Linked DNA regions of Homo sapiens: region 1 is linked to region 2. Evidence: chromatin loops called from intact Hi-C (ENCODE). Cell type or tissue: mammary epithelial cell. All regions are shown on one strand. Each heading gives the region's core, and the rest is flanking DNA. Links, peaks and the distances in the headings are about the cores only. Region 1 overlaps KDM6A (lysine demethylase 6A). Region 2 overlaps KDM6A (lysine demethylase 6A).

Region 1 (12,578 bases), core at 4,082-9,081, 120 kb before region 2:
ATATTTTTGGAGCTGTTGTATGCGATAAAAAAATTTTCTTCCAATTGTTCATTGTTAGTTTATAGAAATGTAATTTATTTTTGTATGCTGACTTTGTAGCATATGTCCTTGCTAAACTCAGTTACTAGTTACAGGAGGGTATTTGGGGATAGATTTCTTGGGTCAGTTGTGTTTTAAGGAGACTTTCAAAATTGAGAAAAATGTCTTATAATTACCCATGAGCTACCATTTCAGGTACTCTTTATTTTGTTGTGTAGATCAGTATTTCCATTTGGTATAATTTTCCTTCTGCCTGAGAATTTCCTTTAACATTTCTTAGACTGTAGGTCTTCTGGTGATGAATTCTTTCAGCCTTTGTATATCTGAAAAAGTATACTTTCATCTTCATTTATGGAAGATATTTTTGCTGGGTATAGAATTGTAGGTTATATGGTGTCAGTTGGCATTTAGAAAGAAAAAAATAGGACTGTAGGTTGACAGAGTCGCCTTCCCCTCCCATTTATTAACTATAAGGGTATTGTTCCATTGTATTTCAGCTTGTATTGATTCCTCCAAGAAGTTTTCCCATACATGTGCTGTAGCCTGAAAAGTTTCTTTAGGCAGTAAGCTTGGGGTAATTAGAGCTCACATTCATTATTTTCTGTTTATTGTCATGTGTTCTGATATTCAATGTCTAAAATTCTTTGTTTCACGTTTCTTTAGTTATTTAATTGTTATATTCAGGAGTAAATTTGGTCCCTTTTACTGCACCTTGGCCTGAAGCAGAAGTCCGAAGACTTAAGAAGTTTTAATCTCGTAATGCCTTATAGAGTGGATGATTGAGATGCCAAGAATATCACTTCAGTAATTCAAATGTATGCCTTGTATGGAAAATGTTGGGTTTAAGGTTTCTTCTGACACTAGTGGGTTGGTATTTATTTCACTGGTTTAAAATAAAAAATTTGAATACGAGCTTAGACATTCAAGCTAAGTTGAAATGGTATTTTGGATGGTCAAATTTCATATTTTATATGAAAGTATTTGAGTATTTAGTGTGATAAATTATGAGTAGTTATGACAGTTTTCCTTTAAATTCAGATTTTTGGCAAAATGTGATTTTAGGACTGGTTTTTCAGATGAGCTTTTTCAAATTAGTGGAGCACATTGTTAAAACAGCCACTAATAATGAGAGATACTTAAATTTGCCCAATACCGTATTACCTTTACCCTTTCACTTCCTAAATGAACAACCTTCCTAGTCATATTGGAAAAATTTATAGCTGTGATAGACTGGAGCAGGGCTACCACCTAGTGGTTTAAACAGACACGGGCCCTTATGGAGCATCTGAATGCGTAATGCAACTATTTGTCCTTTGATCTTTTATTATGAAGAATTTGTGTTTTGCTTTGTTATTCATTCTTGCCATTTGTGGATCACAGTGGCAGATCAGATTTTCTTTTCTTTCGAGATGAAGTCTTGCTTTGTCGCCCAGACTGGAGTGCAGTGGCACGATCTTGGCTCACTGCAACCTCTGCCTCCCAAGTGATTATCCTGCCTCAGTCTCCTGAGTAGCTGGGATTACAGGTGCACACCACCATTCCTGGCTCATTTTTGTATTTTTAGTAGAGATAGGGTTTCACCATGTTGGCCAGGCTGGTCTCGAACTGCTGACCTCAAGTGATCTGCCTGCCTCAGCCTCCTAGAGTGTTGGGATTACAGGTGTGAACCACTGCACCTGGCCCAGATTTTCCTCATTAGTATTTTTAAAAACAAATTTGATTTTTAGGAGTTCCTTATATATTCTAAATATGAATCCTTTGTCACTACATGTGTTGAAAGTATATTTTCTCAGTTGTGGCTTGCCTTTATACTAATTTTTTTTTTATAAACATAAGTTCTGAGCATTGAGGTAGTTGAATTAATGTATCAGCCTTTTTTAATGACTTGTACTTTTTGTCTAATTTTAAAGAAATCCCACGCTATCCTAATGTCAAAGCCATTTTTCCGTGTTTTCTTCTTAAGGATTTATATAGTTTCACATTAGGGCCTTTAATAGGTTTTTTTATATGTAGATATAGGAGTCCACTTTATTTTTTTTCTCCCGTTAGAAATAACTTGCAGGCTTGCCACCACTTTTTTGTTAGGTTATTGTTTGCCAGTTGCGTTACCAGGTTTCCACACGTACAAGTTCTGTTTCTGAGCTCTTTATTGCTAAATATATGTATTCATGCACCAGCTCTCTTGATTTCTGTATCTTTATTGTGACTCATGGTATCTGGCACAATGCCAACTTTCTTTTGATTATGTTTGTAGTATTTTTCTGTCTTTTTTAAGTCTTTCTATGTTATATTTTACGTGTGTCTAAATTGCATAAATCTGGATTTAAAAATTTTGTTGAAAGCCATTTTCGTAGCATATTTATTCCATTTACATTTGTTGTGATTAAAATATTGCATTAAATAAATATTCATTTAAATATATCTACATATTGATTACCTTCTTTGCTCTGCCCTACCCCCCATCTCCCCACCAGATATACTGAGTTTTTGAATATAAAGACTTTTGCGGGGGAGATCTGTAGGATTTCTTTTAGGCCAGGAATGTGATAGTACTGTGTTTGATTTTGGCCTGTACTTTGGATTGTTATTAGTTGAAGACCATCTATAGTTAAATTCTCGTCTGAAGTTTGTGTTCTACCCAGGTCAGATGAATTCAGGCTTATGGTTGTGTAAATAATCAGAATTTTTTTTTTTTTTTTGAGTGTCTCCCAGGCTGGAGTGCAGTGGCGTGATCTTGGCTCACTGCAAGCTCCGCCTCCCGGGTCCATGCCATTTTCCTGCCTCAGCCTCCAGAGTAGCTGGGACTACAGGCGCCCGCCACCACGCCCGACTAATTGTTTTATATTTTTAGTAGAGACAGGGTTTCACCGTGTTAGCCAGGATGGTCTCGATCTCCTGACCTCATGATCTGCCCACCTTGGCCTCCCAAAGTGCTGGGATTACAGGTGTGAGCTACCGCGCCCAGCCAATACTCAGATTTTCTTTTCCACTCATTGCCATCATGGATTGGCAGTTTTCTTTGTCCTTCAAGAACAGTTTTAAAATAACATTTAAAAAATTGGTTTATTATTACATTTTAGTTTTTACTTAGATTGAAGGTGTTCGCTCATTGAGGCTCAGTGTTCTGAGCGGTTATCTTATTTGACTCTTCTTCTTAGGTGGCTTTCAGGCCTTGTGTTCTGTCCCCCAAATAAGACCCCAGAACCCAACACAGGCTTTCAGAATGTCATACAAAAAGTCACTTTGATATTCTGTCTGTCTCCACTTCTCTTAGTTCTGGTTCCCCTGACCGCCCCCAAAGTCCATTCTTTGTAGAGCTTAAGAACTTAAGAACTTTGTGTTGGTCGCCTGCCATTGTGTTTAATCTGACATCTTTAGTTTTCAGCACAAGGTTTCAGTGGTTGTCCTGAAGTGGAAGCCCTTCCCAACTCTTCATTTTATGGCTTACATGGAAGATTGATAGTAGCAATTACTGAGAGAATTTCTTGAGGGCTCTTAAGATTGGTACATATACAAGGGCTCTGTTTGAAAGACTTTGGCTGCCCTGGCGTCCTGGCTGTTTTATGCCTGGTAGCTCTAGCGGTTAAAAGCTCTCTCTGTCTTGCCACTCCTATTACCCATTACCAGTACATTTGTTGGAGAACTTTGGTTGTAGAATATAAATCCCAGAAACAGAGCTGTGTGTGCATGGTTAAGTTTTTTAGTTCATGAGAGAAGGGGGAAATTAAAGATCTTGACTCATACCTGGCCAGTACAACATTGCACAGGGAAGAAAAATGCAATTAGGTGCTTGCTTTACAGTAGAAGAAAATATTGGTAAGTGTTTTACATCGGGTCAGATTCTGGGGATTTTCTAATTCTGAGCCGAACTTATGTACTGTGAAGGAAATGGTGGGTGGTTTTCAGAAAATAGGGAAACTTTTACATCAAAAACTCTGTAAAGAAGTCAAAGATAAATGTAATCTGGGAAAAAATATTCTGTAACATTATATATAGAAATCCTTTATGTATAAATAGCACCTGACATCATTTAGGAAAAGAACTATTTATGATGTAGTATACTGAGAACTGTGCACAATGTATGGACAGGTCTAGTAAATATTAGGGAAAAAGTAATGAAAAAACTTGAAACCAGCACCGCTGGTGGAAGGTTATATTGGTTCAGCTTTGCTGGTTGGCTTATCAGAAGCTTAAATTGTGCTTTTAATTTGACTGTGAGGAACTTATCCTAATAATAGCAAAAACTTGGTTAACAGATACTCTTCAGTAGAAACAAATTATAGTTTAACTGTTCAATAAAATGCTATGCAGATGTTAATTTTGAGATCTATATGTTTTGACATGATAATATATTAAATCAAATAAAAATTTTATAAAATTGCATATAAAGATTTGTACTAGGCCGGGTGCGGTGGCTCAGTTCTGTAATCCTAGCACTTTGGGAGGCCGAGGCAGGTAGATCACTTGAGTTCAGGAGTTTGAGAGACCAGCCTGGTGTACGTGGCGAAACCTTGTCTCTACAAAAAAAATACAAAAATTAGCTGGGCGTGTTGGTGCGTTCCTGTAGTTCCAGCTACTTGGGTGGCTGAGGCAGTGGATCGCTTGAGCCTGGGAGGTCCAGGCTGCAGTGAACATGATGGTGTGCCTCTGCACCCTAGCCTCGGTGACAAAGTGAGACCTTTCAAAAGAAAAAAACAAAAAGATTTTTACTGTTTGCATATATGCATAGAGAAAAGTCTGAAAGGGTATATTCGGGCCTATTAAAAAGTTTTTTTTTTTTAAAGCACTTATTTTGGGGGAGGGTCCTTTATCATGTTGCAGTTTCTCTAGATTTAAGGTTTTTCATATGTTCAAGAAATAAATCTAAGTGCCTACATTTTAGAAGTTGTAGAATTCAAGGCATATTTTCAGTGGAGCTCATGCTCATAAACCCTATCTCTTCCACCTTTTCATGCAACCTGAAGTGCTTGCTTTTTCCTTTTTATGTGCATTTATTTAAAAATGTGTGTAAGGCAAAGGAATGCATACTTTGCTACCAAAGATATTAATTTGAACTACATATTTAACCAGGGTACAGCATGCAGAATAATGTAGTCTTTTACCTTCATAAAGATATGGTCTACATAATTTTGCTGCAGGCGGGCTTTCTTTATACATGTATCTTTTTGGAATTCTGAGTTAAATGTGTGCAGCTTAAATGACAGGCATAATGATTGCTGTAAGACTGTTTCTGTCAACCTCTAGGTAAATAATAGACCCTGTGGAGTAGCACAAGCAAATTAAATTAAAAAATAAAGGGTTATAATGCCAACTTTTTTTTTTTTTTGAGATGGAGTCTCGCTCTGTCACCTAGGCTGGAATGCAGTGGCGCGATCTCTGCTCACTGCAAGCTCCGCCTCCCGGGTTCAAGCGATTCTTTTGCCTCTGCCTTCGAGTAGCTGGGACTACAGGCGCGTGCCACCATGCCTGGCTGATTTTTGTATTTTTAGTAGAGATGGGGTTTCACCATATTGGCCAGCCTGGTCTCGAACTCCTGACATCGTGATCCACCCGCCTCGGCCTCCCAAAGTGCTGGGATTACTTTACAGGCGTGAGCCCCTGCGCCCGGCCTTGCCAACTTTTTCATATGGAAAATCACAGGATCATTCTGAAGTGAAATTATCTCTCATACTGTCCTTGGCCCCAAAATACAGTTTTTAAAAGATCATTTAAGGCTTAATTCGTTGCTTAATTTGAGTAAGGAGACTTTATAATGTACTTGAATGTATTCCATCTTTACAATGTTACATTTAGGATGCTACAAAAAAATTTGGAAAATAACTCAGCTGTTGTGTCAATACAGCTTCTTTTTATTTAATGTATACCCTGGGTGTGAGTGTGTGTGTGTGTGTGTGTCTGTGTGTGTGAATATAGAATCCATTAATTCATGTGGTTGCATGCATCTGAGATAAGTTTTGGAGTTAGTAGTAAACTAGCAACTTGTTGACTATTGAGACAGTACAGCTTAGTTTGCTTTGTTGCAGCTGTATTTGTCATTTCTTTGCTGTGGGATATGATGAGGTTTCTCTTCAAATAATCTGATCAATCTTTTATTCTTTAATTCATAGTACCCTCCCTTCCCCCTTTTTCCTTTTTCTCCTTTTTTTTTTCCTTTTTGCCTTTGTTATAGATGCCCAGGCACGCAACAGTATCAGGCGTTATCAGTACCAGCTCACATTCCTTTCCTTATTTGGAAAGAGGACTAACTTTCTACCTCATTACAGATACCTCTTCCCCTTTCCTCTCCACTTTCTTTTACGTGCCCATCTTACCTAAAAAAATTCAAATGTTCAGCCAACCGGGATTAGTTTAGATTGTATGACCCGACCCCGGCCAATGAGGAAAGGGTACAGGGGCAGGACTTGCATCAGGAATAAAGGCTCTCGTGCCCCTTTGTTCAGGTGTGCTCTCATGGTGACTGGCCAAGGAGGCACCCCTCTGTGCAGAGGTAAAATTGCTTTGCTAAGAATCCTTTGTTCGAGTGTTCAATTTCCTTAGGATTTTGAGCGTTATTCCTAACATTTGCCAAAAATACTAAAGAGAGAAAAATCAGCAACACAAGGTAAACTAAGGAGTTGTCATTCTGAAGCTGCAAAAAGTGGGATAAAGCTGTTTAACATTTTCCAGATACATACCACACTTAGTCTGAACTGGTGTATTATTTTATACATATACATATGTATATATGTAGTAGTGTTTTATTTTTCTGTCACAGTTGTCTTTTGAATATGGGAACTTAGTTTTTTTTGGTTGGGTTACTTTTGTTTTGGATATGTTTATGTCTGTTTATTTTTTATTTTTTGTTATAGTGATGATTGCTTTTTATAATGATTTAAAATAAAGAGGGGCGAAAAAATATGGTAGAGAACTGAGGCTAAGTCTGGGAATGGTTTGTGAGAGCTGGGAGTTGAAATTTTATGTGTTGCTTTTCTGCTTGGTGTGGAGTTGGGGAGGAGGAGCTAGTGTGTAGGAGAAAAAGCTGATTATGGAGAGGGTCGTTCTTGCACATGACTTTAGGTCCCTGGGCATGACCTGAGTCAACTACCTTACTGCTCAGAGGCTGTGAAGCCATACTGTTTGAATCTTTGCTAGTTTGTAGCTTTGTGACCATGAGCACAGGATTTATTTAGGCCTCAGTTTTCCTGTCAGTGAAGTAGGGTTAATTACTGTAATAGACCCCATTTCATAGTAATTGTGAGGATTAAAGAATAAGTATATGTAAGTTGCTTAGAATAGTGCTTGGTACATATCAAGAGCTCAAGTATTAGCTATCAACACTTTACTAAGTTGTCTAGTTTGATTTCAATAGTGTAATTCTTTGAGAGTATTTTGCAATAGCAAAGTGTTTTAAATAGTTTATTTGAAAAGAATGGTTCTTAAAGTGCCAGTGATGGTTTCTTGAATGTTGAATGATGCTTGTTTACTCATTAGCATTCAACACATCCCATGAATGCAGAGTAGTAGGCCCAAAGAGACTGAAAAATCTGGGATTCAGACTGGCATCTAACTTTCATTCTACTGACCTTTTTTTTTTTTTTTTTGAGACGTAGTTTTGCTGTCATTGCCCAGGCTGGAATGCAGTGGCGCGATCTCGGCTCACTGGAACCTCCGCTTCCTAGGTTCGAGCGATTCTCCTGCCTCAGCCTCCTGAGTAGCTGGAATTACAGGCGCCCACCACCACGCCCAGCTAATTTTTTGTATTTTTAGTAGAGGCAGGTTTTCATCATGTTGGCCTGGTTGGTCTCAAACTCCTGACCTCAGGTGATCAACCCGCCTCGGCCTCCCACCGTGCTGTGATTATAGGCGCGAGCCACCGCGTTCAACCCCTCTGCTGACTCTTTTGACAAAAGATGTGTATTAATTGAAAGTAGGAAATAGAGAGACAGACAGGGTAGAGTGACAAATGTTTAAGTTCCTTTATCATCTCGAAAATGTTAGATATGGGTGACGATTAACTGGGTTTCCTTTTTTCTTCCCTCCATCCTTTTTGTGTGTGTTAATGATTATTTCATTAGGCAGTTGTTTTGTTGTTGTTGTTGTTGGTTTTGTTTTGAGACAGAGTCTCACTGCATTGCCCAGGCTGCAGTGGCGTGATCACAGCTCACCGCAGCCACCACCTCCTGGGCTTAAGTGATCCTACCACCTCTCAGCCTCCTGAGTAGCTGGGACCACAGGTGTGTGCCATCATGCCAGCATAATTTTAAAAATGTTTTTGTAGAGATGGGAGTCTCCCTATGTTGCCCAGGCTGGTCTCCAGTAATCCCCCCACCTCAGCCTCCCAAAGTGCTGGGATTACAGGTATGAGCCATTGCACCGAACTTTGTTTTTTTTTTTGTTTTTGTTCTTAAGCGAGGAAAGAGGGTTACACACACATCTGTCTCTTAAAGAATTCTCAAAAACAGTCAGTTCTGGGCTGCACTGGAACTCTACTGTTCCAGGAACATGGGCTTCCATTTCCTACTCTGCGGATCTCAGCTATGGCATCTACCTCTTAGTCCAGGAGAGTTACTGAAGTTCTTGCCATCTGGATGATTCTACCCAAGTAGGCAGAGGAGGGGATGAAGTGGAGCCTGTCTTTCCCTTATATTCCATTGGGCAGAATTTAATCACCAAGCCACACCTACAAGAATGGCTGGGAATCTCAGCCTTCAGTCTGTGTAAAAATGTGCCTAATTAAATTTACGGGTTCTATTAACAAAGAGGAGAAAGGGTATCTGAGACACCTAGAATCTGAAGCAAGTCACAAAACAGTATTTATAGAAATATTAATCAGGTAGGAAAAGTATATGTGCTTACATCTGCATGATATAATCTCTTTTTTCTTTTTCTTTACAATATAATCTTGAATATGTTAGAAATTTTAAATATTTGTTGCTCCTGGGAAATGGAACTGGGCGGCTGGGGTCAGGACTAGGAGAGAGACTTTTTAGTATATATGCCTTTTTGAAGTGGTGATAAATAGACTTTCAAAAATAGTAAATGAAATTAAAAGGAAAAAGTCTGCAAGTTTGATATATAAGTTCAGGAGTAGATATGTCATTAAGAATCAGCAATACTTTATGCCTGTAATCCCAGCACTTTGGGAGGCCAAGGCGGGTGGATCGTTTGAGACCCGCCTGGCCAGCATGGTGAAACCCCGTCTCTACAAAGAGTACAAAAATTAGCCAGGCGTGGTGGCGTGTGCCTGTAGTCCCAGCCACTTGAGGGGGTTGAAGTGGGAGGAGCACCTAAGCCTGGGAGGTCAAGGCTGCAGTGAGCTGTGATTGTGCCACTACACTCCAGCCTGGGTGACAGAGTGAGACCTTGCCTTAAAAAAAAAAAAATAATAATAATACTTAAGATTATTTTAATTGTAACTCTTTCCTCATTAAAAAAAAAAAGTATAATGTGTTGACGTTTCAAAAATGGTTTAGATTCAGGTAGTTTCAATCCTTTTAAATTCTTAAGTGTATTTATGGTGTTTTAAAAGCAGCCAGGCAAAGGCATTGCCGAATACCCGCAAACAGGAAGAATTTCCTTCTGATTTACGACACATCTTTCTGGAAAGGATATCAAGTTTAATGATGCATACACTTTTAGGGATTTGTTGGGAACAGGTCAGAAGAATAGTAATATTATACATTAGATACTATGTCTCTTTATACATAATGTAAAGTAAGAAAACACTCTAATAACTAAGTCGGTGGTGGTGATGGTAGTGGTGCAGTAGAGAAACATCTTTTCTTGATATTGTCTGGATTACTGCAACAAATTCTTTTACTGATCTGTGTCAGAAGTACCAGGGGTGATCTGCTATAGTTACATAGTTTGCCACCTCTTTAGGATGTCTGAATAACAAGCTGTTAAAAATGTAGGAAGTTAGTGGGATGAGAGTTTGATGTGGGGTTGGAGTAGAGTGGGCTTTGTGTTGGGGAACAGGGAAAGAAAAAATATGGATGTGTAGGCTGGGACTGGAGCCAAGTACTCACTGTTATAGGCAGTAGGAAATAATTGGAAGTTTAAGAGCTGGGAAGCATGACAATAAATAGCATTGCTGGAAGAGTGGGTTTTGTTTGTTTAGGGTATGAGTTGGGCTGTAGAAACAGACCAGTCAAGGAGCAACAAGTGGCAGTAACGGTGTAGTACGGGCATTCATTGGAATTTGCGGAAATAATAGGTAAAAAGAAAAAGGGGAATGGTTATGGGAGAAGTGTTAGGGAAGACTTAGCAGTAATCAATTAGATGTGTAGGCATAAAGAAATGATTTGACTAGGTGCTGTTAATGAAAAGGAAAGTTAAAGAGAGAATTTTTGAACAGTGCCAGAAACTTAATTTTTACTTGGTGAATTTAAGATGATGTTGGGATGTCCAAGTGGAAAAAGTCTGATAAGTTGTTTAGAGTTAAAAGATTTCTTCTTCCTTCTTTGTCTTTCTTCTTATTCCCTCCCCACCCCTGCTTCTCTTGTGTAAACAGAAGTTTATAGTGCACAAAAGTGACTCTTGGGAAAGTATCTTTAGTTAAGGATCAAGATAGTAAGGTAGAACCAAGGAAGAAAGAGGAGTGAGGAAGGCAGATGGGTTAGAAAAGAGGATCCAGGAGAAAAAAAAGATATACAGGAGAATAAAGGAGACAGGAACCAGTTTGTCTTCACTTTGGATACCTAGCAGCCAATAAAAGTGACCAGGATGGAGTAGGTGCTCATTGATGAGTGACTGGTATAATACTAAGTATTTTTAATTATCCACAGGTATTATCTAGTTTAGTACCTTAAAAAAAAACTAGTGCAAAATATACATAACATGCAATTTACCATTGTAACCTTTTCAGATGTACTGTTCAGTAGTGTTAGTCTCCAGAACTCTTTTCATCTTGTAAAACTGAAACTTTATACCCATTAAACAACTGCTAATATTTCAGTGATTTTAATAAAAATGTTTGCAATATTTATCCCCATTAGGTTAATATAGGGGTTTTTCTTTTTCCCTAAAATAGTCTTATTTTAAAACTGCGTTGTCTTGAGTAGTCTTTTATTGAGAAAGTTGTAAGCTTCTAAAAACCATAATTCTTTTTTAATTTTTAATTTTATCTTATTTTTTATTGTATAAATTTTACAGGGTTGTACTTAGAATCATAGAGTCCAAGGATATTTTTTTAAAAATGCAAATTAGAATTGTATCCAAAATAAGGTATCTCCTTTGTAACTCCCACTAAAATAGCTTAGTAATATATGCTTTAATTCTTTGTATTTATATGAACCAGTGATGGCCCATTTAATTTTTGGTGTGTTTAATTTTTCCTACCTTCTGAATGAGCTGAATTAAGTTATACTCATTCATTGGCACTATCCAAAGTGCAATTAATCTTCTCATCTAAGTGACTGCTTTTTAAATATTTAAGTAAAGCTTCAATCCTGTTGATTTTCCTCAGTTAAACTTAGTTAAGGTAGTTTTCATATGACAGTTTCCACATCCTTTACCAAACTTGTAGCCCTCTTTGTGTTATCACCTGTTGAAATGTGCTATTCAGAACTGATAATGCTAGAGATCTGATCAGACTAGACCTTGGTGAGCTGATTATTGCTGTTGATATGTATAATATAATTTATTAATTTGGGCCATGAATATTTTTTAAATTTCCTTCCGTTTCCTTTTCTTTTTCCTCTTCCTCTTCCTCTTCCTTTCCCTTTTCCTTTGACAGGGTCTTGCTCTGTCGCCCAGGCTGGAGTGCAGTGGTGCAATCATGGCTCATTGTAGCCTCATCTTCCCAGACCCAAGCCATCCTCCCGCTTCAAGCTTCCCACGTAGCTGGGATCACAGGCATGCACCACACCATGCCTGGGTAATTTTTTTTAATTTTTGTAGAGACGAGGCCTCGCTATGTTGCCTGGGCTGGTCTCGAACTCCTGGGCTCAAGGAATCCTCCTGCCTTTTGCTGGGATTATAGGCGTGCTGGGATTATAGGCGTGAGCCATCGTGCCTGGCCAAATAGCCATATTTCATGGATGATACATTGACCTGTTGTCTGCTTAAATCCCTTAATCTATTTTAAGGAGTCTGCTGGTTGCTGGATGCTCAACCATTGTGTATGCGTATGGTTGGCTTTTTAAAAATTACGGGTAGGGCTCATAATTGGTGGCTCACACCTGTAATCCCACTACTTTAGGAGGCTGAGGCGGGCGGATCACTTGAGGTCAGGAGTTCGAGACCAGCCTGGCCAACATGGTGAAACCCAGTCTCTACTAAAAATACAAAAATTAGCCGGGCATGGTGGTGGGTGCCTATAATTCCAGCTACCTGGGAGGCTGAGGCAGGAGAATCGCTTGCACGCAGGAGGCCGAGGTTGCAATGAGCTGAGACCACACCGTTGCACTCCAGCCTGGGCAACAAGAGTGAAACCCCATCTCAAAAAAAAATAAATAAATAAAAATAAAAATTATAGGCAGGACTGCATATTTGTTTTTATTATATTCAGCCTAAAAGTTTCACTCATTTAAAACCATTGGGGTATTAAAATCTGTATT
Region 2 (11,828 bases), core at 4,675-9,674:
TCTCTTCCCTATAGATTACACAACCAGCATTTACTTTTCCTTTGTTTTTTTGACAGATGAGACCAACAGGAGTTGCACAGGTACGATCTACTGGAATTCCTAATGGGCCAACAGCTGACTCATCACTGCCTACAAACTCAGTCTCTGGCCAGCAGCCACAGCTTGCTCTGACCAGAGTGCCTAGCGTCTCTCAGCCTGGAGTCCGTCCTGCCTGCCCTGGGCAGCCTTTGGCCAATGGACCCTTTTCTGCAGGCCATGTTCCCTGTAGCACATCAAGAACGCTGGGAAGTACAGACACTATTTTGATAGGCAATAATCATATAACAGGAAGTGGAAGTAATGGAAACGTGCCTTACCTGCAGCGAAACGCACTCACTCTACCTCATAACCGCACAAACCTGACCAGCAGCGCAGAGGAGCCGTGGAAAAACCAACTATCTAACTCCACTCAGGTAATAGGAGGACTAGCTTCCTTGTTGGCTTTTCACATAAATGTTTTTACTGGGTTTTATACACTTTGAGAGAAGAAGAGAGAAGTGTTTGGGGAACTGGTTTTATAAGAATTTTGTGGCACTACAATGTTACTACATTGTGATTCATTATGTACATACATGAGTATATCTTTGTTCCCTTTGTACAGTCTCTACCGACATAGATAACTTAGCAAATTTACAAAGGAAGAAAATAGATCATATAAATCACCCAAAATGCACCATTAATTTACAGTGGCATCATAAGCACATTTATGTAATATTACTTAGTTCATTTCTGCATAAACTGCCTACTTAAGATCAGGCACTAAACTAGGTGTTAGGTATTTGCTTTAGTGGGAGAAAAAGACCAGTGAATAAGTATTTACCATAATGACTGTGAAGTGTGACTTTGGTGGGAAAGTTCTATCAGAGTACCTACGAGAGCACATAACCAAGATGTCAGAGTCTTCCAGAAGCTAGAGTTTAGGGGAGGAGAGGGCTGGTGAAGTGTGCCTAGAAGATAGGTTATGAAGAGGGGAGGGTGAAATAAGAGGCTGAGGGAGAGGCCAAATTTATCTTGAAGGCAAAGTTGATCCACTAAAGTTTTTGAAACAGAGTAATGAATTGCATGCACATTATTTTTGTCAAGGAAATGGGTCATAATGTATTCAACGTTAGCACATTCGTTAGACATTTAATTTCTAAGTTTTTACTTCTGAATGTTTATGTGCATAGTATTTCCCATATTTTGGATTGTTTCCATGATATGGGTACTCGCTGAGGTGAAACTGAAGGGCCAAAGAGTAAGTTTTAAGAAAATGCTCTCAATATGTATAGCCAAATTGCTTGTACTTTTATTAATTTACTATGAGAAATATTTGACTTAAAAAGAGAAATATTTGGCTGATTGTCGGTTAGTCTTATATTATTGATAAAACTGAAATAAGTTCTTTTTCTAAGATTTTTAAGTTTATTCTTGAATTAATATCCTTGGTGGGACCCTGATCTAAAGTGATTAGTACTTTATTCATTCTTAGAGAAATACTGAGTACCTACTAGGTTCATTTCCTACTCAAGGCTCTGGGAATACATCAATAAAGAAAATATACTGAGATGTCTCTACTTGGTGTAGGTAAATAGATAGTAAACAAATAAGCAATACATATATAACATTAGATGATGGTTGTGATTAGTGCTATGGAAAAAAGCACTAATAGAAAGGGAACAGCAGAATACTAGAGATTGGTGGTAGGAGAGTTGCAGTTATAAATCAGAAGGGCAGGGAAGGCTTCTCTGAAAGATAGCATTTGGATGAGAGTTACAGGAGTGAGCCTTGAAGCTATTTGTGATAAGATTGTTCCAGGTCTAGGGAGCAGCACGGAGCAATGGACCCTAAGGTAGGATTGTGCTGTGCACATTTGAGGAGAATCAAGGTGGCAAGCATGGCAGAACAGGACAGGCAAGGAGTGAGAAGAGAGAGAAATGTGCTCCAGCTGGAAACAGGATGGCTAAATCATGATCAGCCTTATAAGGATACTGGATTTTATTCTGAGTATCCAGGAAACCGTAGGGGGATTTTGAACAGAGGAGTGATGTGATCTAACTTTGTTTTTGACTAGGTCCTCTTTGGTACTCTGTGGATAGACTGAAAGAGGCAAAAGTAGAAATGGTATGACCATTTTAGAGATTATACCTGTAATCCAGGTTAAAAGTTGATGATGGCTCCCAGAGTGGTAGTAGTAGATGGTGGTCAGCTTCTGGGTATATTTGGAAGGTACAGCCAACAGGATTAGTTGATATAGAGTGATGTGTGAGAAAGGAGTCCCAGCTGGCCTGACCAACTAGAAGGATGGATGAAACTGGATGGTATCACCAATCAGTGAGAACAGATTGAGAAAAGAACTCAAGATTGAGCCTTAGGGCATTCCAGTGTATTAGGCTAGGAAATTGAAGAACTAGCAGAGAAGAATAGAAGAGATTGACCTGTGACATAGTAGGAGATCAAAGACAATGTGAGTGATGCCCTGGAAGCCAAATGAAGAAAGTTTCAAGGAGGAGGACATGATCAAATAATGCTCATAGGTCATATAAAGTGAGGACTGAAAACTGACCATCTGAGATATTTGCTGACATTATTGGAGTAAGGAAACTACAGGTTACAGGCAAAATTTACCCCACGACCTGTGTTTTTTATAACCCGTGAGCTAAGAATGATTTTTATATTTTTGAAGGGTTGTAAAAAAAGAATAATATATGATACTGGGTGACCCACAAAGCCTAAAATATTTGCTATCTGATCCTTTACAGAAAAGATATGCTGACCATTGGATAAGGGCAATTTCAGTGGATTGTTGGGGTGCAAAAGCCTAATTGTAGTTCGCTTCAAGATAATATAAAATCGGCAGAGAAAAACTGAAGTAGCAAGTATAGACAGTTCCAGCACACATGCTTACAGTTGTTTGGGCTACACACTGCACAGTGCCAAGGCTTCCATTTCCATATACCGTGGCATAAAAGAGAACAACAACCGGGTGTAGCTGACAGGGAAAATGGGATTAGGAGTTGTTGTCTTGTTGTTGTTTTAAATTTAAAATGAGAGAAATAACAGTAAAAGTCAATGGGAAAGATTCAGTAGAGAGGGAGAAAATGGCAAAGGAGAAAGGGGAATTGTTAGAATGGGTGAGAGGATGGGATTTTGGGGGTTCATTGTCTTTAAGCATTAAACAGTTGTTAAAAGGATAACACGAGATTTTTGTTAAAATGCCTATCATAGTTCTAAGGTATAACTGGCAGTTAATAAGTGAAAGCCTTTGTTATGATTGTAAAGCATAGTTCTATTTTCTTTTCTCTCACATCTACTTCTTTGGCTCACTTAGTTGCTGAAGTTTTCAATACTCTCTTAACCCTGTTTTGGAAATGTGGGATTCTTTAAAAACGTAATTCGTAATTCTAATAAAAAGGAACTCCTCAGTTGGCAGGCCACGAGGCTTCTGTAATTTACCATACTAAGTAGCAGGGAGCCCCCAGCCTTTGCTTCACACGCCCTTCAAAGCCATTATCTGTAGGAACTTTACAATTTAAGTAATGAGGTTGAGAGAGTTGTTTAGAAAATGATGTTGAACTGATTCCAGGTCAAAAGTTTCCCAAATGAAGTTTCTGCATATCACTACAGCTGGGAAGCCTCTGTCTCTGCTGTTGATATATGGTATTAATATCATAGACTCTAAAGAGGCCTTTTTGGTAACTTGTCTTATACAAACCTATTTGAATAATTTTTGAAATTGTAATGAAAACTAGACAACTGGTAGACCTATATGGTATATCTACCTTTTAGTTTTTGATCAAGGGAGGAATTTACATTACAGTGTGGAATGGGTTTATTCAGATTGCTTTTGGTAGCAAGGGTATAATTTAAGATATGAAAGTAAAATTATATTAATTGTAGGTGATTATTCAGCAAGTACTCTAAAGAATTTGTAGCTTAAAATACCTTGATTTGCAGATAGAGAAGATGTAATAAAATAGTTACTTTGTCACATTTCTGCATATTGTAATCAGTGTATTTGTTAAATAATTGGCCTCTGAATTAAATATTTTACATTTGATGAAATTTTAACTCACCTACCCAGACTTTCTTGGATAATATTTTAAATATTGATATGATTATAATATGCAGTGTTTTTGCTTTATGAGAAATTTTCATGTAACTTACAAATTTCAACCTTCCTTTATTATGATTGAACTTTGTTACTTATTAAATCATTTACAACTAATTGCACTCCTTTACACACTCACTGGTGTGTATCTTTTTTTTGTTTTTTTTTTTTTTTTTGAGATGGAGCCTGGCTCTGTCGCCAAGCCTGGAGTGCAGTGGTGCGATCTTGGCTCACTGCAACCTCCGCCTCCTAGGTTCAAGTGATTCTCCTGCCTCAGCCTCCCGAGTAGCTGGGATTACAGGTGCCCACCACCATGCCCGGCTAATTTTTGTATTTTAATAGAGACAGGGCTTCACCATGTTGACCAGGCTGGTCTTGAACTTCTGACCTTAGGTGATCTGCCTGCCTTGGCCTCCCAATGTGCTGGGATTCCAGGTGTGAGCCACTGCGCCTGGCCAATGTGTATCAACTTTTAATATATCTAGTGTTTTAGGTAGATAAGCCTATTGAGTAAAAACATTAGTTTAAAATTTTCAGCTTCAGAAACTGATTTTAGGGGCATGCTAGCTGACTTTAACTAGATGATTAAATGCACCTTTTAGTATATAAATATCTTGTTATCAGCTATAGTTTTATTCTTTTATAGCTTATTACTGACAAAATGCTCTAACCTTGTTGCTGAAGTAATCTCAACTCCAAATGTAAACTCGTTTTATGATTCCAATGTTACTTTAATCAGTGTTGCTGAAAAATTGGCTGTCCTATTTAATTATTTTGTAAGTAAAATGAAATGAAAATATTCTTCTTAAAGAAGTTTCTCTGTGACACCAGAGGCAAATTTCAGGTAAAAATTAGTTCCAGTTATCATATTTTCATTCTATTAAATGCCCTAAGTGATCTTCCTCTAGTCTTAAAACTTCTATTAACTGTTAGTATACTGCCCCCTCAGATTGCTTTAACAGTAGCAGTGTATTTTTCTAAGTTTTCAAATTCAGGTGATGAAAAATAAAGTTTATCTCAAAGTCATTAGTGGAGACTTAAAATGTCTTTTTCTCCCCTTTTTTTTTAAAAAAAAAAAAAAAAAAGAGAGACACAAGGTTCTGCTCTGTCACCCAGGCTGGAGTACAGTGGCACCATCTTAGCTCACTGCTGGCTCAAACTCCTGGGCTCAAGAGATCCTCCCACCTTGGCCTCCTGTGTAGCTGGACTACAGGCACACTTGTCAACACACCTAGCTTGTCTGCCTGCTTTCCTTCCCTCTCTCCCCTCTCTCCCTCCTCTCTCCTCTCTCTTCTTTCTCTTTCTCTTTCTCTTTCTCTTTCTCTTTCTCTTTCCCTTTCCCTTTCCCTTTCCCTTTCCCTTTCTCTCTCTCTTTTTCTTTTGTGGAGACGGAGTCTCATTGTGTTGCCCAGCCTGGTCTCGAACTCCTGGCCTCAAACGATCCTCCTGCCTCGGCCTTCCAGAGTGCTGGGATTACAGACATAAGCCACTGCACCAAGCCTATCTAGTCTTCTAAATATGTGTGGATGGATAGATGGGGAAACTTTAGGTATTTTTTGAAATATTTTCATAGATTTAATAGTTCTGCCCTTAATTTTGAGGATAGCTACTTTAACAATAGGATTTGAATTACAGAAGATTATATTTTAATGATAATTTTAAAGGCTTAATGAACTCACTTTCTATATTAATCTTTTAACAGATCACAGACCAGTGAGAGTTGGTTTATGTTGATCCATGGTCATAGCTTTTAATTATTAATGATGATATATGTCTATCCATGTCTGATTTTAGAGATGAAAATATGTATATTGGAACTTAAAATTTGTAATGCTTCATCTGAAGTAGTTTATTCTACACTAATAATGGAGTCATTTTAGATAGCAAGGAAGAAAAATTTCTCTAAAGATGTTAAATACTGATTAGCTAAGTTGCAGGTACTTTTTGATAACTTTAGGACTTGGGTCAAATTATCTTATACAGTTAGATATTTATTTTTAGTGGCTTTTCTCTTTAATATTTTAAATTCTGTATATTCTGAGTTTGCTTAATATTAGATTTAAACTATTTTTCTTTCTTTTTAGGGGCTTCACAAAGGTCAGAGTTCACATTCGGCAGGTCCTAATGGTGAACGACCTCTCTCTTCCACTGGGCCTTCCCAGCATCTCCAGGCAGCTGGCTCTGGTATTCAGAATCAGAACGGACATCCCACCCTGCCTAGCAATTCAGTAACACAGGGGGCTGCTCTCAATCACCTCTCCTCTCACACTGCTACCTCAGGTGGACAACAAGGCATTACCTTAACCAAAGAGAGCAAGCCTTCAGGAAACATATTGACGGTGCCTGAAACAAGCAGGCACACTGGAGAGACACCTAACAGCACTGCCAGTGTCGAGGGACTTCCTAATCATGTCCATCAGATGACGGCAGATGCTGTTTGCAGTCCTAGCCATGGAGATTCTAAGTCACCAGGTTTACTAAGTTCAGACAATCCTCAGCTCTCTGCCTTGTTGATGGGAAAAGCCAATAACAATGTGGGTACTGGAACCTGTGACAAAGTCAATAACATCCACCCAGCTGTTCATACAAAGACTGATAACTCTGTTGCCTCTTCACCATCTTCAGCCATTTCAACAGCAACACCTTCTCCAAAATCCACTGAGCAGACAACCACAAACAGTGTTACCAGCCTTAACAGCCCTCACAGTGGGCTACACACAATTAATGGAGAAGGGATGGAAGAATCTCAGAGCCCCATGAAAACAGATCTGCTTCTGGTTAACCACAAACCTAGTCCACAGATCATACCATCAATGTCTGTGTCCATATACCCCAGCTCAGCAGAAGTTCTGAAGGCATGCAGGTTAGTGTGGGAAAGTTCATCAAAGTGAAAATGTTTGACTTACTGGCATGATCAGAATGCTGAAATTTGGACCGTTTAAGATATGGGAAGTAAGCAAAAGATGGTGTAGTCATTCATCTAAGAGTTTGACAGAAGCTTTATTTTGCTTAGATGTTGTAGTCAAATCAGATGTGAGAAGTATTCCTGTAAATTGCTTATTTTGAGTGGGTGTGTCTGATTGTGCTGTTACTGCCCTCTACTGGTTACTAGGTTGTCAGCTTCAGTGTGATTGACTTCGCTCTGGGGATTTAAACAAGAGAATGGGTTAAATCATATTTGGCCAAATACAGCAAGGCTGGAAAACCCTATGGGTTTTTTTTTTTTTTTTATCAGAGCCTATTAAATGTTAGGCTAGGAATGGACCCCATCACTTATCAAGGCTAGTCTTTGCTTACAATTGAGAAAACTGGACTGTTTGAATCTAGAAGAGGTTATAAAGCAGGCAGAAGAGGAAGGAAGAGGTCAGGGGCAATGGGCAGTGGAGAGACATGACAGACTGTCAGCCATTCTGGAAGGAGCCAGACATATTCTGCTAGTCTAGGAAGGGCAGGGCCTCAGAAATTTATGAAGAAATGAACCTCCTCTGTCCCACAAAAGAAGAATCAAAGGATCAGGCAGCATCATCTTTCTCTGATATTTGGAGGACATATAGATTCTTACTGGCCTTTTCATTGTATATGACACATATATAATTTTTCTCATTTACTTGTAGTTGTTGTCCTCTATAAGTGACTAAATCTTGAATGAAATTTAGTTAACATAACTGGAACAAACAAATAATTCTGTAATATTTTCTGATACATTAAATGTTAAGTTTGAGCAGACATATAGTAGATTTTAAAAAGATCTTTTTTTGGTTGTAGATTGTCATGATATATAGAAAATAACCATTCTATAAATAGAAATTATAAACATTAGTTCTAGTTTGGCTACATTGACCATTTAATATAGCTTTTACATTTTAAAGTTCAAAACAATTCTTATTTATAGCCATATAAACCTCTTCCTGCAGTTGCTAGTACTTATATGTCTTATTTATTGTTATGTAAAAGTGTGATTATCTTTTCTGTTGTTCAGATTATTTTATTAGAAGGTATCCTGGGTCTACCGTTAAATGTTTGTCACTGACGAATGATTGAGGTGAAATTAAATTTTATTTATATATAAGTTTGCTGCTTGGGAGGGATGTGGGGTAGGAGCAATGGAGTATGGAGAAGAAATTTCAATTAATTTAAATTTATCGCTTTAATTGTGACACTAGAACTTTACTATAAATTACACTATAGTCATTTTTCTTTAAAGAGTTTGAGTGTTAAAAATACCTTTTGGTCTGTGTTTTCTTTTCTTTTCTTGTCTTTTCTTGTCTTTTCTTGTCTTTTCTTGTCTTTTTTTAAGACAGTTTCGCTCTTGTTGCCCAGGCTGGAGTGCAATGGCGCGATTTCAACTTACCGCACGCTCTGCCTCCCAGGTTCAAGCGATTCTCCTGCCTCAAGCCTCCCAAGTAGCTGGGTGGGATTACAGGCATGCAGCACCACACCTGGCTAATTTTGTATTTTTTAGTAGAGACGGGGTTTCTCCATGTTGGTCAGGCTGGTCTTGAACTCCCAACCTCAAGTGTTCCACCTGCCTCTGCCTCCCAAAGTGCTGGGATTACAGGCGTGAGCCACTGTGCCCAGCTGGTCTTTGTTTCATTTTCTATTAGTTTCTATTTCTGTTAGTTTCTATTTCATTATTTCCTGTCAAATTTTAACTATTTAGTTGTTATTCTGACATAGACTAGGGCAGAAATTACATCCTTTTTTATATTTTATTTTTTTCTTTATTGGGTCCACGTTGTTGGCAGCATTTTCCTTAGTGACCTACAACATGGTGATTGCTGTAATTAATCTTAACTGTCTTACAAGATTTTTTAAGGTCAGTAACTTAAGAGGACATTGGATGATCTCTAAATGAAATTCTTCTAAAGCATATAGTGAGGTTCTTGAGTTCCTAAAATTTGTTTCTTTAGAAATTTTTATATTATAGGTTTTTATATTAGTTTTTTTTTTGAAGTTAGGCTATCATTCAGTTCAACTCTGGGCCTACAGAAAATAGGGAGTGTTCAGATTAAATGCTACACTTGGCTCTCCTTAGACAGTGCCTTGATTCACTGCCAGTTTGACTGTCTTCTACCTGCTCCTCACTCATCTGCTGGGGCCTCTGTCCTGTTTCCTAGGTACTGCTGCTCTAACTGCTGGAGCAGGGGCTTTCTCTCTCATCCACTCTCTGTAGACTCAGGACAGTTGCTAGAAAATGGGGAAGATTTGGAGGTTCAAAACTAACATCATGAACTGCATGGGACCTAAGGAGGAATATTGTCAGAAAGAGTTCCATGGAGCTATGTTCTGTTCCCCAAGTTACAAACTGTGTATAGTAGCAGTTTTCATAAGTTTGTATTAATAAATTGTATATTATTTAAAAAAATATAATAATATATATATATATACATATATATACTTTAAGTTCTAGGGTACATGTGCACAATGTGCAGGCTCGTTTCATAGGTATACATGTGCCATGCTGGCCAGCTGCACCCATCAACCTGTCATTTACATTAGATATTTCTCCCAATGCTATCCCTCCCCCTGCCTTCCACCCCACAGCAGGCCCCGGTGTGTGATGTTCCTCACCCTGTGTCCATGTGTTCTCATTGTTCAGTTCCTAGCTATGAGTGAGAACATGCAGTATTTGGTTTTCCGTCCTTGTGATAATTTGCTCAGAATGATGGTTTCCAGCTTCATCCATGTCCCTGCAAAGGACATGAACTCATCCTTTTTTATGGCTGCATAGTATTCCATGGTGTATGTGTGCTGCATTTTCTTAATCCAGTCTATCATTGATGGACATTTGGGTTGGTTCCAAGTCTTTGCTATTGTGAATAGTGCCACAATAAACATACGTGTGCGTGTGTCTTTATAGTAGCATGATTTATAATCCTCTGGGTATATACCCAGTAATGAATGGGATTGCTGGGTCAAATGGTATTCTAGCTCTTGATCCTTGAGGAATCTCCACACTGTCTTCCACAATGGTTGAGCTAGTTTACACTCCCAGCAGTGTAAAAGTGTTCCTATTTCTCCACATCCTCTCCAGCATCTGTTGTTTCCTGACTTTTTAATGATTGCCATTCTAACTGGTGTGAGATGGTTATCTCATTGTGGTTTTGATTTGCATTTCTCTGATCACCTGTGATGATGAGCATTTTTTCATGCGTCTTTTGGCTGCATAAATGTCTTCTTTTGAGAAGTGTCTGTTATATCCTTTGCCCACTTTTGGATGGGGTTGTTTGTTTTTTTCTTGTAAATTTGTTTAAGTTCTTTGTAGATTCTGGATATTAGCCCTTTGTCAGAATGGATAGATTGCAAAAGTTTTCTCCCGTTCTGTAGGTTGCCTGTTCACTCTGATGGTAGTTTCTTTTGCTGTGCAGAAGCTCTTTAGTTTAATTAGATCCCATTTGTCTATTTTGGCTTTTGTTGCCATTGCTTTTGGTGTTTTAGTCATGAAGTCCTTGCCCATGCCTATGTCGTGAATGGTATTGCCTAGGTTTTCTTCTAGGGTTTTTATGGTTTTAGGTCTAACGTTTAAGTCTTTAATCCATCTTGAATTAATTTTTGTAAAAGATGTAAGGAAGGGATCCCGTTTCAGCTTTCTACATATGACCAGCCAGTTTTCCCAGCACCATTTATTAAATAGGGAATCCTTTCCTCATTTCTTGTTTTTGTCAGGTTTGTCAAAGATCAGATGATTGTAGATGTGTGGTGTTATTTCTGAGGCCTCTGTTCTGTTCCATTGGTCTATATCTCTCTTTTGGTACCAGTACCATGCTGTTTTGGTCCAAAATCTGCTTCTTTCTTCAACTCCTTTCTCCACTTTGGATTTTTATATGAAAGTTTTATTATTTGGCTTGAGGTGTTCTAAACAGTGTTGGGCATTTACATAGAAGATAAAGTCTATTCCTGTTATCACAGCCCTGCCCTTTGCATTAGGATTGGTCAATATATTTTAAGTGGAAATAGCTTATATTTGCTATGCAGAGCACTATAGATACCATCAGTTCCTTCAGGGAAATTCCTATGTGTTTGAAAATTGACCTTAATAGGCAGGTAGTCAGCATTTCAAACACAATAAGAAACTGCTAGGTATGACTTGAATGCACTATTGGATACCCCTTTATTTCCATATATGTAGTTAAAGTGCTGGTTATTTTTAAATCTGATTCTTGTTTAGTTTATCTTATTGTTGCAGTGGTCAGTGGTATACATTAAAAGGCAGTTATAATACTTTTGCTTCTTTCATGTCTAAAATTGTAATTGCAACATTCAAGTGATTGAATTGTTGTCAGCTCCCTTAGTCATGCCCCACCTTTTTCTTTTCTATTTTAAAATATTGGCAACAACATTTTCCATTGTTTTACTTTGTCATTTGTCTCTTTTTTAATTGTTACAGATCTGTGTAAATGACAGAGACAGAATTCTACTAATCTGTCAAACCTTGTTTTCTAGTCTCATCTCTCAATGTCCAGTATGTTGTAGAAGCTTAAATTTAGGTGCCACATTTAATTAGTTTGAGATGCTCTTGTATAGCACAGTTTTAATACATGGTTCATATACTTCAATTTCTTCAAAATAGTAACCATTTACTCTACAGTAGTATATCCATCTCCTTTCCTAAAAGACAGTTTCTGTATTCTGAGTCATATTTTGCTTATATTCGATAGAGTGGCAGATACACAATTCAGCATGAAAACTATTATTTATG

The links. A loop is a pair of places that touch in the nucleus more often than their neighbours do. Peaks named below come from ENCODE experiments on the same cell type or tissue, not always from the same donor. Only the 100,000 strongest peaks of a DNase experiment are listed, where the experiment ranks them.
Region 1: a loop joins it to region 2, with 2.4 times the contacts of the local background. A loop is called at or near these places in 4 of 110 quality-filtered maps.

The regions. Positions count from the first base shown.
Region 1 is chrX:44,944,670-44,957,247 of GRCh38, forward strand. All of the region lies in intron 2 of KDM6A (lysine demethylase 6A), which reads left to right. Among named protein-coding and RNA genes, the nearest start is that of KDM6A, 78 kb to the left of the region's middle. RefSeq lists an enhancer at 7,817-8,342. In mammary epithelial cell, for the core only: no CTCF peak of the experiment used is centred there; a DNase peak (open chromatin) is centred at 6,322; H3K4me3 peaks cover 769 bases; H3K27ac peaks cover 1,653 bases.
Region 2 is chrX:45,063,366-45,075,193 of GRCh38, forward strand. KDM6A (lysine demethylase 6A) reads left to right here. Exons shown (of 30, transcript NM_001291415.2): 17 at 57-452; 18 at 6,214-6,992. Among named protein-coding and RNA genes, the nearest start is that of DIPK2B, 130 kb to the right of the region's middle. In mammary epithelial cell, for the core only: a CTCF peak has its summit at 7,232 (motif pointing left); no DNase peak of the experiment used is centred there.